Linked DNA regions of Homo sapiens: region 1 is linked to region 2. Evidence: read pairs that join two places in POLR2A ChIA-PET (ENCODE). Cell type or tissue: MCF 10A. All regions are shown on one strand. Each heading gives the region's core, and the rest is flanking DNA. Links, peaks and the distances in the headings are about the cores only. Region 1 has its middle 38 kb from the start of PHF21A. Region 2 holds the start of LOC124902669 (translation initiation factor IF-2-like).

Region 1 (2,908 bases), core at 122-2,621, 77 kb after region 2:
GCTTAAGAGCCTTAGGCCAAGTTGTCCAAAACGGCATAGAGCTGATGAGCTGATGAGCTTCTGGCTCATGTTTCAGCTACTAGGATGTCTAGCTAAATCTTAGGCCTGACATGAGTGGGAAGTAGACTTCAACTAACCCTTCCGACACAGCACTTGGAAAAGGAGACGCCCCTCTCCCCATTTACTTTTATTTACTTTTTTAACTCTCTGGAGCACCCCTAAAACATGGCGTTTCTCCCTCTTCTTTAAATAGACAACCTAGGAAACTTTCTGGAGAAAAATTTAGCAATATTTATCAAAAGCCTTAAAATATTTATGCTTTTTGACCCAGAAATTGCACTGCTAGGAATTTATCCCATAACTCATATGTTTCAGGTCTCCCCAACCCATGGGTACAAAGGGCTCAAGTGTTACCTCCGCAGAGGAGCCCTGACCACCCCAGCTACAGTGCTTCTCCCCTCCCTGTTTTTGTCTTTCTTCAAAGTACTTGCCTCCAGGTGGAATGATAGGCTGTAACTGTCATAGAAGGTGAGTCCCCTGATAGCAGGGATTTTTCTGTTTTGCCCCTGCTTTATGTCCAGTGACTAAAATAGCATCCGGCACATTGTAAGCCGGCAACAAAGATTCATCAAAGAACGAATGAGCTTATGTTACATAAATACCTCAACTCCCAAGACTCTGAACCCTCATCGGCTTGGCTGGCAGCAGGTCTAGTCTTTTACAAATTTCCCGCGCTCTCACACTGCCAAGGTTCCTCTAGAAGTTTCCGTAAGTTTGTCCCTGCCATTGCTCTGCACTGCTGCCAGCAGGTGGAGGGAGACATTCAGTCATGTCCCCTGAGACCAGATTCCACATCCCCTGGTCTCCCTGGCAGCCTCCAAGGAGCCATTCCTGCCATGCCACCTGCACCTGCTGGCATCTGCAGCCACAAGTGCTGCTGCCTCTTTGAGCTATCATGTTGTTGCTGGTCATGCCAGGAGCTTAGCTCACCCCTTGCAGAGGCAGTTTCAGTCCACAAGTTGCCTTGGTTTCAACCTCTGCCCGTTTGTACAGGCAGTGAGGACCACCCCCTCCCAACTTTTGTAAAGTTCTGCCAGGGAGAGTTCTGTAACAAAGTTGCCTGGATCTCAACATGCTACAGCCTTTTCCATGCACCCCAACAAGTAGAGATGTCCACAAGGCACCTCCAGACTCAGGGCTGCTGGGTAGAGGGGGGTACACCAGGTGTGTCTGGAATCTGCCTTATCTCCCAGCCTCAAGCCCTGCACCTGGGTCTGATTCACCCTGAGGGAGCTTGTCTCTTCTTTAGCAGTGAGTTGAGGAGTGGGGAGTGGCACATATCAGAATCAGACTCTCTGGGTGGGGAAGGGTGGGGAAGAGAGACAGAAGAACCCCACCCCCACTTCCTTGAAAACACCTGCCAAGGGTGAGTGCATTCCTCCCGGCTTACTCCTCTGTCCTGAGGGTTCTTCTTTTGCAATCTGGACTCGGTTTTGTTGTTGTTGCTGCTTTCTTTTAATCAGCTTTATTGAGCTGTAATTTACACACAATAAAATTCACCCATTTTAACTGTACAGTTCAAAGAGTTTTAACAAATGTATAAATCCATTTAACCACTACTACTTCAAGATACAGAACATTCCCATCTTCCCCAAAAGTTCCCTTAAGCCCCTTTGTGCTCAGTCTCCCCGACCAACCTCACCCCATCCCAGGCATTGATATGTTTTCTGTCTCAATAGATTAGTTTTACCAGTTCTAGAATTTTCGATAAATGACATCATATTGAATGTTCTCTTTCATGTCTGGCTGTTTTTCACTTAGCATATTTTTTGAGATTCTTCTATGTTGTTGCACGTATTGATAGTTCATTCCTTTTCATTGCTGAGTAGTACTCTATTGCCTGGATATACTGAAATTTGTTCACCCATTCTCCTGTTGATGGACACTTGAGTGGTTCCAGTTTTGGGGCTGTCATAAATAAAGCTGCTATGAATATTCGTGTACTCATGTTTTGGTGGACATGTTTTTTTTTTTTTTTGCTTTGAATAAATATCTGAGGCTTGAATTGCCAATTATATGGAAAGTGTACATATTTAACTTTATAGTAACCGACAAACTGTTTTCCAAAGTGGCTTTACCATTTTGCATTCCTGCCAGCAATGTATGAGCATTTGTTTGCTCTACATCCTCACCAGTATTTGGTATGGTCAGCTAAAACCTGTTTTTATATACAGACCTTCAAAGTCTCATCTTAGATGCAAATAGATTGATAAAGAGGGCGATATCACCCCATTTCACTCACCCCATGAATCCCAGTCTTTTTCTTTTTTAAAAAATTTGGAACAGAGTCTTGCTCTGTTACCCAGGCTGGAGTGCAGTGGTGCGATCTTGGCTCACTGCAATCTCCACCTCCCAGGTTCAAGTGATTCTTGTGCCTCAACCTCCGGAGTAGCTAGGACTGCAGGCATGTGCCACCTCAGCTAATTTTTGAATTTTTAGTAGAGACGGGGTTTCATCATGTTGGCCAGGCTGATCTCGAACTCCTGACCTCAAGTGATCCTCCCGCCTCGGTTTCCCAAAGTGCTGGGATTACAGACGTGAGCCACCATGCCCGGCCCACGAATCCCAGTCTTAAATGCAAATGGACCTGCTAGACAGGGGGAGGTTTGGTCTAAATCCTATCATCAGCCTTGTCTAAGTTCCAGTTTCTGCCCATTTATAGCTCAAATGAAATCATCAGATAGATACATCCATTTATATGTTCTCAAGGATGTTCCTTGAAGCCTTGTCTAGAAACAGTGAAAAAAAACCTAGAAATGATTCAAGTGTCAAAAACTAATAGACTGGTGATTCTAGGACTAGGGTAGGTAATATACAAGATAAACCTGTAGCATCTTGTAGTGCCAGA
Region 2 (2,908 bases), core at 245-2,744:
TGACATGAGGATGGCATGGGGTCCGACAGCCGCGGTTGGAATTCTGGCACTGACATCAGCTAGCTGTGTGCCCTGGGGCAAGTTACTTAACCTCTCTGTGCCCGGGTTTCCTGCAAAATAGGGATGATAATGGTACTTACCTCCGAGGGTTGTTGCCTGCAAAGCGCTTAACACAGCACCTGGCACAGAGTAAGCGCTCAATAAATGGTGGCTACTATGGCTGTGGTCGTTATTATTGTTCCTAAAGGCGCTGAGCACACGAGTGGAGCTCTAGCTGGCAGCTATTATTAGTCTGTTTCTTAGGTCCAGCTATTTCTTTCCGGGCATTGTTCAAATCTTTTACCAAGAGCTCGCGTCCTTATCAGTAACCGAAGGACAGCCGGCCTTCCAGAGTTTGGAATGAACGAGGTTCCCCCGGAGGAGGGCCAAGGACGCGGCCGCGGGCTGCCGGGACCGGGACCTCCCGGAGGAAGCCCGCGCCGCGCCGCCTCCGCCCGGGCCTCCAAGAGCGCGTCAGAGCCGCAGTGACGTCGCCGGGCCTGCACGTGCGGGGAGCCTGGAGGGGGCCGGGAGGGCAGGAGGTCGGGCCGCTGGCAAGAGGCGCCTCGGGCCGCGCTGGGACCCTGCCCTCCGAGGCGGCCAGAAAAGCTGCGGGAAGGCCCGGCCTGGGTCCGCTGTTCCGCGCCTGCTCGCGCGGGGTGCGCTCGGGGCGCCGCCTGCCTGCAGCCCCGCGGGGAGGCCGGAGATGCCGACGCCCGCTCCGGGCCCCGGGGCCCGCTCAACCTGGCCGGGGGAGCTGAATTCCCGGCAGCCATGCGGCGTCGGCGCGGTCCTTTGCGCCCAGTCCCACCCGCCCGGATCCCACTCGTCGCCGTCCCCCAGCGACTCCCTCCGTTTCTTCCCCCTCTGTCCTCCGTCCGGACCAGCTCGTTTGCTGTCAGCGGTGGAGAGCCACTCTCAAGAGGCACCTCCCACCTCCGGCTCCCCGCCTGCAGCCCGGGCGCGCCCATCCTATCGCCCTCCCGACAGCTCCACGCGGTTGGCCCCGCGCGCACCGCCACTCGCCGCGTGTTGACCCGATTATTGTCTATCGCAGAGATGGCGCGACCGCCCAGCCCCTCGTCCCGATGCCTCGCCTTCCCTCCTGAACACTTCTCCAGGCACTCTGCACTCCATCCTCATTCCCACTTCATCCAGACCTCCCCGGCGCCCCGCCCCCCTTGGCTGTTGACACATTCCCCTCAAAGGTCTCCCCTGCATGCCTGTCTTCTTCAAATCCATCCTCCTCGCTCTGCCAGAACAGCCACCTGCAACCCCTGTTTTGCCATGCCTCTCGGCTTGGGGCCGCCCGGTCTTCATGGATGCCCTAGTCTGCCATTTTCTACACCACGCCTCCCGAGCTAGGCTCGGAGGCTGGAGCCCGCTGGGGCCACACTCTTGAAGGTCCTCAGGTCTTTGCTGCAGTTAGGCCCTATCCAGAGAATTTTCCCCTTCCTCCCTTCTCCCCCTCCCCCTACCGGCTTCCTCTTACTCATCCTCCAGAACTCAAGATGTGAGTCACCTTTTCAAGAACGCCCTCCCTGTTCCGCTATCTGGCCGAGTGAAGTGTCCCTGGGCCGCCTGCTGATTTTGTCATATTTAGGGGAGAGGCTTGAGCCTTCAGGATGGCCTGTGGGGTCCTGCATGGTCTGTGCACACCCCCTTCGCCTCCCCTCCCCTCAACATCAGCTCCTTTCTTCCCCTGCTCTGGCCACACAGGGGGTCTCAGTCCCTGGCCCCTACCTCACCTTCCCAGTCCAGCCTCTTAGCGCAGGCTTCTCTGCCTGAAACACCTTGCCGCCCTTCCTCTTCTACTCAATTTTCAGCTGTCATCTTAAGTAAGACTCAATTCGTCTGAGAAGCCTTCCCTGACCCACCCACCCCCAACTCAGTGGAATTCGCCTTTAATAGGTCAAAGTGCAATTCAAAAAAATTTAAAGCATACCAAAAAACTATAGCGAATAATATAATTAATCACTATTCTGTGTGCCTTCCCCTCCCCTAGCCACGTCTTTGTCAAAGCTTAACATTTGCTCTATTTTCTTCAGATCTTTTTTAAAGGACATAAAACCTCACAGATCTAGTCTTCTGAACTCATTTCTGTCCCTCCCCTATGGTAATCACTTTCTGCCTTTGAGTTTTACCATTCCTATGCATACTTTTGTATTTTTGCTACATATATTTGTGCCTGTAAGCACTTTACAGAATTGTTTGGTATGTTTTTAAACTCTGAAGAAATACCATTATACTGGGTATATAATTGTGCAACTTGCTTTTTTCACCCAGCAGGATAATCTTGAAATGTGTTCACATGGATACACGTAGTTCTAGATTATGCAATTTTCACTTCCTATTTGGGTCCCATTATATGAGTTCACCATACTTTATTTACCAATGTCCTTCTGAAGGACATTCAACTTATTTTTAATTTTTTTTCTGTTAGAAACAATATTGTGATTAGTATTTTTTATACCCATCCCCTTGTGTGAAAGTAAGTCTTCCAGTAGCCACTTGGGTGCAGAATTGCTGGATTCAAGGCAGAGGAACTGGCAGCTTTACTCAGCATGACTAAAAGTTTTTTCAAAGTGGTTGTACCATTCACAGTCTGATAGCAATATATGGAAGTTCCCATGCTTGGCATCCTCAACAACATTTGGTATTGTCAGACTTCAAAATTTTTGCCAAGCTGATGGGTGTGAAATGGCCTTTCAGTGTTTTAATTTGCAATTCCCTGTTAACAGGTGAGACTGAGCACACTTTCATTTGTTTGTTGGCCATTTCCTCATTTTTAAGTTGCTCATTGGTTTATTTGACAGTGCTTCTGTTAGATTATCTCTTACTATGAGTAGGAGTTCTTTATATATTCTGA

The links. ChIA-PET counts read pairs that join two places held together with the same protein. Peaks named below come from ENCODE experiments on the same cell type or tissue, not always from the same donor. Only the 100,000 strongest peaks of a DNase experiment are listed, where the experiment ranks them.
Region 1: POLR2A ChIA-PET joins it to region 2 with 13 read pairs; 3 of 35 experiments call an interaction of 5 or more read pairs at or near these places.

The regions. Positions count from the first base shown.
Region 1 is chr11:46,158,323-46,161,230 of GRCh38, reverse strand. No RefSeq gene overlaps it. Among named protein-coding and RNA genes, the nearest start is that of PHF21A, 38 kb to the right of the region's middle. In MCF 10A, for the core only: no CTCF peak of the experiment used is centred there; a DNase peak (open chromatin) is centred at 1,400.
Region 2 is chr11:46,235,941-46,238,848 of GRCh38, reverse strand. LOC124902669 (translation initiation factor IF-2-like) reads right to left here and starts at 1,460. Exons shown (of 1, transcript XM_047427965.1): 1 at 1-1,460. The coding sequence starts at 1,010. The coding sequence ends at 300. RefSeq lists silencers at 481-800, 911-960 and an enhancer at 1,546-1,595. In MCF 10A, for the core only: no CTCF peak of the experiment used is centred there; DNase peaks (open chromatin) are centred at 968, 1,538 and 2,348.